3 separate regions of the Homo sapiens genome follow, and all the other regions are linked to region 2. Evidence: chromatin loops called from intact Hi-C (ENCODE). Cell type or tissue: mammary epithelial cell. All regions are shown on one strand.

Region 1 (4,000 bases), 81 kb after region 2:
ACATTTAGAGACCCAATCCAGTGTGATAATGAGAACTCCAAACTCCATCTTACTTAGTTTTTTCCTTCTGCAGGCTTGGGTCAGCTCTAGTCATGAAAGTCTGCAATAGGTCATAGAGACGTGGTCAACTTCTCCCTCATTTGCTCACTTTCTTGCTTCAGGGCTAGGTCTGTAGAAAAGGGACTTGGTATTGTCTACTGGTAGTATCGCGATCTAGATGTTCCAAGCTGACTCTTCAATGCTGTGGGTTTCTCAGAGATACCCACAGTGGAAATGTCCCACTGTTGATCCCTTGATATCAGCTGGCTGCTTTCGACACTTCCTTCAGTCCTGGGCTCCAATGAGGTGGGGGCCATCATCCTTCCCACGAGTCCTTTAGGACTAGTGTTTTTCTCAAACAGCTGAAAAATTATACAGTGTATTCCTGTTGTTAGTGGTTTCCCTTATTATTTTAACATTCATATTTTTAAGATCAGCTCTAACAATGTCTAGCATGAGTCAGAATCTGTATCCACTAAACAATCTTAAGAATCATAACAACATTTTACTGCCCTCTGCACTCAACCAATTCACCCATGTTGACTTAAATTTTCTTGGATTTTAATTACTGATTGTAATTAACCTTTTACAATTTATGCTAGTTTCCAGGGTACAAGACCAATTTTTTTTTGAGGCGGAGTCTCTCTCTGTCACCAGGCTGGAGTGCAGTGGTGTGATCTCCACTCACTACAGCCTCTGCCTCCTGGGTTCAAGCGATTCTCCTGCCTCAGCCTCCCGAGTAGCTGGGGTTGCAGGTGCGCACCACCACACCCAGCCAATTTTTGTATTTTTAGTAGGGCTGGGGTTTCGCCATGTTGGCCAGGATGATCTCGATCTTCTGACCTCATGATCCACCCACCTCAGCCTCCCAAAGTTCTAGGATTACAGGCGTGAGCCACCGCACCCGGAACAAGACCAATTTTATAATTTTGTTTTCCTAAACAAATGACCATCTTCCTCTGGATTCCACATACTTTCTTTACTTTGAAGAATTCCTAAAAGCAGATTGGGGTGGTTATCATTGGGAGAAGCAGACAGCACAGTGGGCAAGACCTCTGTGGCTAAGCTCACTGCTCTTCACTGCGGGCTGAGAAGGAGCATTTTTTTTACCTTCCTTTGTTTTCTGACCTGCTGTCATCTGAACATGGTCTTGGCTACTGTTCAAGCCCCTACACCCTACCCCACTTCTTATTCTTTATTTTACTCTCCAGCACTTCCTGTTATTTATTTAATGATTTTAATGTAGAATTCATGGAGGTAGGGAGTTTATTTGTGTGTTTCACTGCAGTCATAAAGCACTTCTCACTCCTAGCCCGGATCCATGAGTTACCTGCCTCAGTCATTGCCCTTAGATAAAGTAAGAAGTTACTTGGTCCATTGTGCCTTAAGGCTCTGGATACTTTGAGATCCTGCTTGTCCCCCTCCACATGGTCAGGCAGAACAGTACTTCCTTATGGTCTATTGCCACCCTGTCTATTGCTTTCACTTCTTAGCTGCCAGTAATTCTCCAGGCGGTTGGAGGAGATGGTGCCTTTTTGGGCTCCCCAATCTCGGGCTCTGGCATCCTCTAGTGGCCATTGACAGCCATGCAACTTCAGCACTGAGTTCCGGGCCTTTGCCTCCTGGCTTCCTCCCAGGTCTCATTGGTAACAATCCAACTGCAGGAGAAAAGATAAAATTGAAAAGGCGAACTCAGCACACTCTCTTCCCATCACCTCCAACATTGTCCCTTCCCCTGCTAGCACTCCTGAAGAAATTCTCAGGCAACTTGGAGACACGCCAATCTTCCTGATTTAGAAGTGTTTGTATCTGGTTTTCAGGCAAGGCACAGAGGGCTGTCTTCTAGGTCTGGAATTTACGGAGGAAGCTGAAGGTGAATAGTGCCTCCCTTTAGCAGTGGACAGACAGGAAACCTCTCTGGCTCCATAGAAGCATTAAGCTGCAGGTTCAGAGTCCCTATCAAATGACACGACTACCAACACTATCTGAAGACTTGCCAGGGAATGTGTGTGTCAGTGACCTTTATCTGCAGGTCAGGTGCCTCCACCTAATACTAAAAGGAGACTATTTAGCTGTGAGGTTTTAGTTCCCAGAAGGACTCCAGTGGGACTTAGTGGGAGGAGGAGGTCATGCATGTTGTTAATAGCTTGGACTTGCCTTTTCTCCAAAGGGCCCCATCTGCTCCTTGCCCAGTGCTCCAGCCACAGGGAATGGTATTCCACCTTCTCGTGGCCGTGGGGTTAGTCGGGGGAACTTCTTCTAAGTAGGTAATTAGAGACTCAGATGCTGGGCAGATCTGCACCTCACATGACAAAGGATGCCATCACGGGAAGAGGAGGGCCTGCTCTTGCCACCCTGTGGCAAGTCAGGGCAAGTCAACAGCAAGTCAAAAGCTCATGACCAGTGATCTCCTAGAACAGAGAGTGGCAAAGTGTGGCCTGTGGGTCAAACCCAGCCTGCCTCCCATTTTTGTATGGTCCGTGAGCTAAGACTGCTATTTACAATTTTAAGTCATTGAAGAAAATCAAAAGAAGAATAAAACTTCATGATGCATGAAAATTATATGAAATTGAAATGTCCAAGTCCATAAATAAGGTTTTACTGGGACACAGCCAAACTGATTTGTTTATACATTGTCTACAGATGCTTTAGTATCACAGTGTCAGAACTGAATAGCTGCAGCGGAGACCACAGGATCTACAAAACCCAAAAGATTTTCTCTCTGGCCCTTGATAGAAAAAATTTGCTAACCTTTTCCCTGTAAGACGCGTGCCCTTGAATTCATCACAGACTTTGAGGGGACCTGATTGGATGAAGTAAAGAATTCATTCTGGAGCCTCATAGAGAATGAGTTTACATTGTGAAGGCCCTAACTGAAGATCTTGTATTTAATCCATTAGTCCTTGGGGAGCCTTCAAAGTTGGTGCCAAGATAAAAGCAGCACATTCTAGAGAATGGCATCAATGGGTGGGAAGAACTGAATGAGAGGAGAATTCTAAGGTAGGGATACCAGTGGTGAGGCATAAGTGTTGAGAGCTTAAAGAGTGTCCAGGAAGAGGAAGAACTGGTTAGTGGTAGAATGCTGGGACAATGGCAGAGGGGAGCAGACAGGCTGTGATCAAAGAAGTAGAGAAAAGGAAGCTGAAGCCATACACAGAATGTAGTCATGAGACACAAAGAGCCTGTGTCTGTGAGACATCAGAACACTTCCAAGGGTAATGAGACTTTGCCAGCTGGCATCACTCGTAACCCAGAGGATCTTGCAGGTAGATTTACTTTTGCTTTCCACTAGCATCTTTAAACATACAATTTAGCACCTGACAGATTATGGACAGGGAGCAAAGAGAAGTAGTTTGAGATTGATGGGCATCATTATGCAAAATCATAGGTAGAAATGGCTGGGGAGCTCTCTAATTCAATAAGTCTCTTCCTAATCCCCCCGAAGTAATAAAGCTTCTGCCCAGACACCTCTGGGCTCCTTGCCATACTTTTCCATTGGATTAACATTTACTGGCATGATCAGAGTTATTAAAGGGAGAAAATCATCATAATTTTCCAAAGACAATAAGGCTCCATAAGTGTTCGTATAAAATTATGTCAGAAGATATTCTATTATTTCAGCTTTGAGAAGTTATATGAGAAAATATTTTCACTGCAGGAAAGGGGAAAACCTTGAAGCTATTTTTTTTAAAGAAAGTACATTGCAAAATGAAAATAACTTCATGATACTGCTTGAAGTTGATATGGGGTAGTATTTCCACTACTCAGAGCTCATTCTCAGTTTGTAAACGTCTTAGCAATTATGAGGTCCAAATTAAACTTTGAGTTTAAGACTTCAGCGAAGTGAACCTCAATGGAAACTATAATTGATTTTTATCTTTCACATTTTTGTTTTAGCATAGACAGATTTTCTACAAGAGTGGTCTGGCCAGCAGTGGTGGCTCACCACCTGTAATCCCAG
Region 2 (4,000 bases):
AAGATCATGCTGCTTGCCAAAGAATCATCATAGGAAACCTATGCTACTTCAGAGTTTACATACATAGACAAATACACACATATATACATACAATACACATATATATTCATATATATAAATACACATTTTAAAAAACAGCTTTATTCAGATATAATTTATATGTCACTATATTTACATCATACAATTCAATGGCTTCTAATATATTTTAAGAGTGCAACCATCAGCATAATCTAATTGTAAAATATTTCATTACCCCAAAAAGGAATCTTATACCCATTAGCAGTCAAGTCCCACTTCCAAACTCTCCTCTCCCATCCTCCAGTCTCTAGCAACCACTAATCTACTTTCTGTCTTCACAGATTTGACTCTTCTGTGCATTTCATATAAATGGTATCACGCAATATGTGGTCTTCTGTGGCTAGCTTTTTCCACTTAGCATGAATGAAAGTTTATGCTTTTAAGGCTCATCCATCTTAATCTATCATGTATCTGTACTTCTTTCCTTTTATGGCCAAATAATAATTCATTTTGCTTATTGTGTAAATATACATATATATTATTGTGTGTGTAAATACATATATATATTAAATCTCTATTAATATCTTTTAGAATCATAGTTATAGATTTGGAAGTGGCCTGAGAGGTTATCTATATGCTAGTTCAACCCTTTCATTTATGTATAAGGAACAGCTTAGACAAGTGAGGCATCTTGCCTAAGGCCAAAAGTCAGTGGTTGATGGATTCCAGAATCCCAGACTGATCCCAGTCTGATTCCTTTCTGACTCAGATTCCTTTCTGAGTCAACTGCACTGTTTACTCTTCTAAGGAAAGAAAATAGTTTAAAACCTTTAAGGATATTTTGATGCAGGGAAGGGGACATGGGATGTCTAGTTTCCTGACAGAAAGTGATTGGTTTTTCTTACAGTGAAAGATGTGTTTAATCATTTTAATATGAGCTTCTACCCGGGGAACAACTTCCACACTAGAGACAATCCCCGCCCAAATTCACAGAACTACTGCAGTCCTTGCACAGGAAACATTTGGATTTCATCTAATTTAAATAAATATGTGGTGATATTTTTTCTTTAAGCATCCACAGGCATTCAGAGAGCTACATATGAATATTTGGGCATTATTTCATAAAGCAAATGTTATAGAAAGAAAGAAATTTTCATTTCTTAGGAAGTGACTGGAATAAAAATATGAAACTGAAAAAATGAAATAACAACAACAAAATGTTATCTAAAATGAAAGCAAAGCTGTTGGCAGTTATATATTGTGTGACTTTAATAGTCTGCTTCCCTGCTGGAATCTGACTAGCAATTCCATTTAACCATCTGAGTAATGATTTGTCTTAAAATTTTGCACCTTTTCTATAGGTTTTTGTGTCTTCATAAATGTAGCACTGTGTTTTAAAAAGATAGTGGCATTCTTTGGATATTTTGCTTTTCAAATACAAAGAATGGTGTTGTACACTTTTATACCACTACCCACCATAAATAAATATACCACACCACTATCTTTTTGCTAAGTACATGGTTGATTAATCACTATAGATTAAAGTAATCCCAAATCTAAAAACAATAGTTTTAAAGGCTAGTAGAAAGTGTATCTATAATTTATTGTTGTCTTAACAGTTTAATTTATAAATGAAAGAGTAATTGCAAAATTTTACCTCAAAAAAAAAAAACAAAACCATTTTTGGGATGTGTTCTTTCAATGAGAACAGCACCACCATCTGGAATGCAATAGTTTGTGCAATGAAAGAATTTACATGGTTTTCATTTTGTTTTGTCTTAGGCAACGGGGAAGTAATTTGTCTCTTCCCGAAAGGTTTTACAGGTAAAAATAATGCAAAATTAATATTTTGTTACCAAGTTAAAAATAACTATATTCCTCCTCTCTGACAAGGGATTTCTGTAGTTTGTGTCCGACAGAAATCAATTGATTTTAATGGCATCGGCCACTCATATGATTTTTTTATAGTTCATGTTATTATAAAATTTACATTTCAACAGGGATTTTCTTGGCTATGCATTTTCTCCACAACTAAAAAAAAAAACACATTTTCTTTTCTTTAACCTGAGGTTAAATAAGTTTGATCTGATTTCTTACTTTTTTTCAAAAGTAGTGATTAATCAGAGTATATAATTAAAAAAAGGAAGCAATCCTCTAAAAATTGAAAAATTCATACAACAGTTTTAAGCACTATACAAGCATGCAGAATTATTCTTATCATTATTATATAAATTCAAGGGAACTCTAATAGTGTGGCATATATACACACGTGAATGAAATATAGTTCTGTATAGTCGTTTTACTCAACAGTAAATAAAATTATGCAAGACTTAAGCTCTTCTAAAATTTAAAATACTGTATAATGTTTGTTAAAATCCCTGCTATTCTCATGAATGGAACAAAGCAATTTATTCAAGAGCCAAAAATCACATCCAACACTCTAAACAATCATTTTCTTGTATTAGGACATTTTAGTCAATTGCTTTATTGCTATTGTTTTTCACAAATGAGCCTTAAAACTCAACTCTCCAATGTTCCATTCAGTTGCCAAAATCAATCTCACCCTGCACTGAGCCATGTGCATCCTCTAAAGTGGAGCCAAGAACAATTGTGTTTCCTGAAAAACAAAGGCAAAGATTCTCCACTATGTCAAATGAACACTACAGATAGACATTCTTTCCGATCTATTCCTAATGTCACTTTTGTATTTCAGTTCTCTAGTCTGTGAATATGTTACCATTCAGCTTATTTGATTATGCTTTCTCCTTTACCACTACCATTCTAAAGATACTTAACCTAGTGGCTAACACTGAGCATTTACAGTATACCAGCACTGCAATAGGTGGCTCACATGCATTCATTCATTCTCATGATCATCCTAGGAAGTACGCACTATTACTTTCCCCACTTTTACAGATGAGGAGGCTGAGGTCCAGAGAATTTAAATAAATTTGCCCAAGGTCACACAGCTAATAAGAGGCATACCATGGGTTCCAACACAGATAGTCTGATTTCCTTACCTTAATTTTATGCATCCATCATCAATAGGATATTGGTTTAATAACTTATGATACATCCAGAGAAAAAATACCATTAAAAGTGCAGATGTAGGTCTATATGTATTAATATGAAAATGACCAGATTTATTTTAAGTAAAAAATCAGGTTGCAAAATGCTATGATTTTAAGATCCTGTTTTGTACAAATATTTGTGAGTTGGGTACAGAAAAAAGCCTGAAATGATATATATTGTTAAATGCTAATTGTATTTATCAACAAATAATAAGATTCCAAGTGGGTTTCACTTTCTTTTTGTGAATTTCTGCATTTTATTATTTTAAAAATGATTAGGCATTACTTTTATAGCACTTTTAAAAATGCTACTTTCATTGGGAAAACCAGAAAAGAAATAGACCTTGAAAAATGAGTATGACAACATCCCCTTTTTCTCCCTGTCATTTAGGTCTGTCAGAAATGTTTGTATATATTTGGTGACACCTTTCTAAATATTAGGGAATGCAGAGCTAGGGGGAAAATCTATTTTTATTACAAGTAAATACTTGACATGAGAACTTAACATCTCAAGGTTAATTTAAATATATTAATCCTAGGGATTTTTTTCCCACTAAGATTCAGCAGAAAAGTGTTTATAATCTTCTTAATCATCAGATTTTTTTAAAGATTGCTGACTGGAGCAATGATATTTTTGAACAGTGCCATAAATAGGCTTATGAACTACATGATACAAGGTAAGTCTCTCCTTCAAAGACTTAGCTTCTCCACTCAACAAACAACTATTATGCACCGACTCTGTGCCAGGCACAGACATTACTAAATACATGAAACAAGAGTCTCTACCCTTGAAAGGTTTAAGTTCTAGCAAAAAGTAGACAGCCAAGTAAACACACAGCATGGTTAACTCTGATAAGTGCTTGTATTAGTTAATTTTCACACTGCTATAAAGAAATACCTGAGACTAGGTA
Region 3 (4,000 bases), 830 kb before region 2:
ACTGTTTTTTGTGTTCTATTTGCACAGTAGCTCTTTCTCCAACACTTTACTTTGAGCCTATGAATGTTATTAAATGTGAGATGGATCTCTTGAAGACAGTAGATGTATTTTTTTTTTCAAATTGCCACTCTGTGCCTTTTAAGTGAGGGCATTTAGACCATTTACAGTCAAGGTTAATATTGAGATGTGCAGTTTTGATCCTATCATGAAGTTGTTAGCTGGTTCCTTGGTAGTTTTTATTGCATGGGTTTTTTAAGGGTTTGTAGGCTATATACTTAAGTGTGCTTCTGTGGTAGCAGATATTGCTCTTTTGTTTCCATGTTTAGAACTCTTTTAAGGATCTCTTGTAAAGGTGATCTAGTGTCAATAAATTTCCTTAGCTCTTGCTTCTTTGGAAAATATTTTATTTCTTGTTCACTTATGAAGCTTGATTTGGCAGGATATGAAATTTATTTTTGGTTGAAATTTCTTTTCTTTTCTTTTTTTTTTTTTTTTGAGACAGAGTCTCTGTCGCCCAGGCTGGAGTGCAGTGGCACGATCTCGGCTCACTGCAAGCTCCGCCTCCCGGGTTCACGCCATTCTCCTGCCTCAGCCTCTCCGAGTAGCTGGGACTACAGGCGCCCGCCACCACGCCCGGCTAATTTTTTGTATTTTCAGTAGAGACAGGGTTTCACCGTGGTCTGTATCTCCTGACCTCGTGATCCGCCCGCCTCGGCCTCCCAAAGTGCTGGGATTACAAGCGTGAGCCACCGCGCCCGGCCGAAATTTCTTTTCTTTAAGAATGATAAAAATAGGCAGCGAATCACCCCTGGCTTATGAGGTTTCTGTTGAGACATCCGCTGTTAGTCCCTTTGTATGTGATCTGACCTCTTTCTCTAGCTGCCTTTAAGATTTTTTCTTTGGTGTTGACCTTGGACATTCTGGTTACAATACACCTTGGTGATGTTCATTTTGCATAGTATCTCACAAGTGTTCTGTAGATTTCTTATATCTGGATATTTGCTTCTCTAGCAAGACTAGGAAAACAATATTGAATTATTCCCTCAAATATATTTTCCAGGTTGTTTTCTTTTCCTCCGTTTTTTTCAGGAATGGTGATAATTTATAGGTTTAGTTACTTTAAATTATCTCATATTTTTCAAAGACTCTTCATTTTCAAAAATTATTTTTCTTTATTTTTGTCTGACTGAGTTAGTTCAAAAGACTAGCCTTTAAGCTCTGAAATTCTTCTGCTTGGTTCAGTCCATTGAGAAATCGTTCAATTGTATTTTGAAATTCCTTAAGTGAGTTTTTAAATTCCAGAAGTTATGATTGATTTCTTTTGAAGATGTTTATCTCTTCCTGCATTTCCCGAATTGCTTTAGGAGTTACTTTGTGTTGATTTTCAACCTTAGCTCAGATCTCCTTCAGCTTCTTTGCAATTCATGCTTTGAATTCTTCCTCTGTCATTTCTTAGTTTCCATATTCATTACGGACAATTGCTGGAGCCGTTAGTGTGATCCTTTAGTGGTGTTATTACATTCAGATTTTTCGTTGTGCTAGAATTCTTGCACTGGTTCCTTCTCATCTGGAGATGCTGTAGTTATAATTTTTGTAACTATTTTCCTCCAGGTAGGATTTTTTCTCTTTCCTTCTTCTCCTGTGATATTACTGTTTCTTTCTTCTTTCCCTTTCCCTTACTCCCTGGGGTGTGACTGCAGAGAGTGCTGGGTAGGGTCTTTTGACTTTGCTTTTATATCCCTAGGCACTTCTGTTGGCAGATTTTATATTGGGCTGTGCAGTTCAACCCACAAGCCAGTAGATGGTGCTTTTTGTAAGCGCTGCCTATGGCCAATGATCTGGTTATATACCTGATCTTTGTTTACAGAGAAGCTCTCTGTTGCCTTAGGCAGTAGGCTGATTCTTAGAGTGAACAGTGGTCCAAGTTCCCTTAACGCTGTGGGGTGGGGGGCAAGATGTGTAAGGCTGGACCTGGCAGGTCCATTTACAAGTCCCTTGATGGCAGGGACAAGTACCAGTGCCAATGGGGAATCCAGTGGGCAGCCACCAAGTGCCCAGAAGTGTGTTTAGGCAGGAAGCTGAGAAATCTCCTTGGCCCCAAGTTCTCTGCATGGGGATGGGGTGGGCTAAAGTCCTAATCCAGAAGATTGGGTGCTCCTGAAGCCTAGAGATCTGCCTGGGCTTGAAACAAAGAGGGCCCCTATGCACCCAGATAATTGCACAGGAAGGGTGGAGTGGCTCAGCCTGCCAGTCTAGGCAAGCAGGTGCTTTGGATGCCTGAAGGTCTGCCTGGGTGTAGAGTCGAGATGGCCCAGTTGCACTATGGTCTATGCACAGGAAGAATGCAGGGAGTGAAGCTGCTGTTCCAGGTGAGTGAGTGCTCCAAATGCCAGGAGATCTGCCTGGGTGTGAAGTAGAACTCCCCCTCCTCCCATTCCCCCATAACCCACACAGGATCCCTGCACAGGAAGGGTGGGGTGACTGAGACTGCTAGTCCATGCAAGCAGTTGCTCCACATATCTGGAGATCTGCCTACACGTGGAGTGGAGAGGGCTTCACTGCAGCACAATCTATGCACAGGAAGGCTGGAGGGGTTCAGGTGGCTGATCCAGGTGAGAGGGTGGTCTGAATACCTGGAGATTTGCCTGGGTGTGGATCAGAGAGGACTCCACTGTACTGTAATCTCAGAAGAGCAGGCTGGGGCACCCAACAATAGCACATGGAGACTGGTTCCATGTTACCAAGCTGGCTGTAGCTGCAAGTCTTATTGTCCAGGAGAAACTGCAGCTGTAGCAGCTCTCCTGCCCCAGGCCTGCCACAGTGGAGAGTACAGTTCTAATGCCTTCTGCTGAGGTGATTTTCACAGTTCTGGCTGTGGAGGCCCCTACCCCACTTCAGAGCAGGCACTCCAATCTCTGGCCTGAGACCAAAATACCTGTGAGGCCATCCTGCCGGATTGCCAAATAATGGCTGACATTGTATGCACCAGGATAAAACATGGCGTCCTGCTCTTGTTCCCAGGTCTGATAAAATGGCTTCAGGTTTTCCCAGTGTCTTTCCCTCACAACATCTCCATCTTCATCCCAAGTTAGCTCCAGGGCTTGGGAGAAACAAAGTGCTCTCCTTTGGCCTTGGTTACTCAAATCCCCATTGGAAAGGTGAGTCACAGAGGGAGGCTGTCTGCCTCTTTTGTGTGGTGGGGCTTCACTCACTTATTAGCCAGATGCCATCACAGGGGCTGTTTGCCCACATTTGCCTTCCCAGGATCTGGAGTTTCCTTTACAATTCTGGTGGATTCTCATTTTCCTTCTTGAATTAAAGGTCACAGAGTTAATCTTTATGCCTGAGGCAGGCTAAAAGCGTCTAATTTGCCGTATAGGAAAAAGTATCCCTGCCTTTTAATTGGGATGTTTATACCGTTTAAATTTGATGTGGTAGTTGATGTGGTTGTGTGTAAATCTGCCATCTTGCTTTTATTATTTGTACCATGTGCTCTTTTTTCTCTTTTCTCTCTTTTTTTCTGTCTTATTTTGAATTAATTTTCAAATTAATGGTTGCATTTTATCTAATTTGTTAGCTCATTACCTACATATCCTTATTGTGTTTTTAGTAGTTGCCTTAGGCTTTATGATACACAACTCTAACTTATCACAGTCTACCTGAAAGTGATGTTATACCACGTCATGTAAAGTATAAGAACAATACAACTGTGTACTTCGATTTCTCCCCTTGCTTTTTTTTCTGCTGTTGTTTTTGCACTTTTTATTTCTCTGTATTTTATAAACCCCAACAATATATTGTTATTATTTTCTTCATACAATCACTTATCTTTCAAATAAATTTAATTAATAAGAAAAAATATTGTTATTATACAAATATTTATTATTTCTAGGACTCTTCATTCTTTCATATAGGTCCAGACTTCTGGTATAATTTTTCCTTCACCTGAAAAACTTTTGACGTTTCTTATAGTGCAGATATCTTGGTGATAAATTATTCC

Evidence for each region. Peaks named below come from ENCODE experiments on the same cell type or tissue, not always from the same donor. Only the 100,000 strongest peaks of a DNase experiment are listed, where the experiment ranks them.
Region 1: it touches region 2 in a loop (9-fold over the local background); 2 of 110 quality-filtered maps call a loop at or near these places.
Region 3: a loop joins it to region 2, with 4 times the contacts of the local background. A loop is called at or near these places in 4 of 110 quality-filtered maps.

Annotation. Positions count from the first base shown.
Region 1 is chr12:46,069,919-46,073,918 of GRCh38, reverse strand. No RefSeq gene overlaps it. Among named protein-coding and RNA genes, the nearest start is that of SCAF11, 81 kb to the right of the region's middle. RefSeq lists enhancers at 1,432-1,481, 2,273-2,492, 1,678-2,877. In mammary epithelial cell, CTCF peaks have their summits at 1,612 (motif pointing left) and 2,396 (motif pointing left); DNase peaks (open chromatin) are centred at 1,608 and 2,388; H3K27ac peaks cover 254 bases.
Region 2 is chr12:46,151,193-46,155,192 of GRCh38, reverse strand. No RefSeq gene overlaps it. Among named protein-coding and RNA genes, the nearest start is that of SLC38A1, 120 kb to the left of the region's middle. In mammary epithelial cell, a CTCF peak has its summit at 1,751; a DNase peak (open chromatin) is centred at 762; H3K27ac peaks cover 377 bases.
Region 3 is chr12:46,981,968-46,985,967 of GRCh38, reverse strand. No RefSeq gene overlaps it. Among named protein-coding and RNA genes, the nearest start is that of PCED1B, 96 kb to the left of the region's middle. In mammary epithelial cell, a CTCF peak has its summit at 1,798 (motif pointing right); a DNase peak (open chromatin) is centred at 1,847.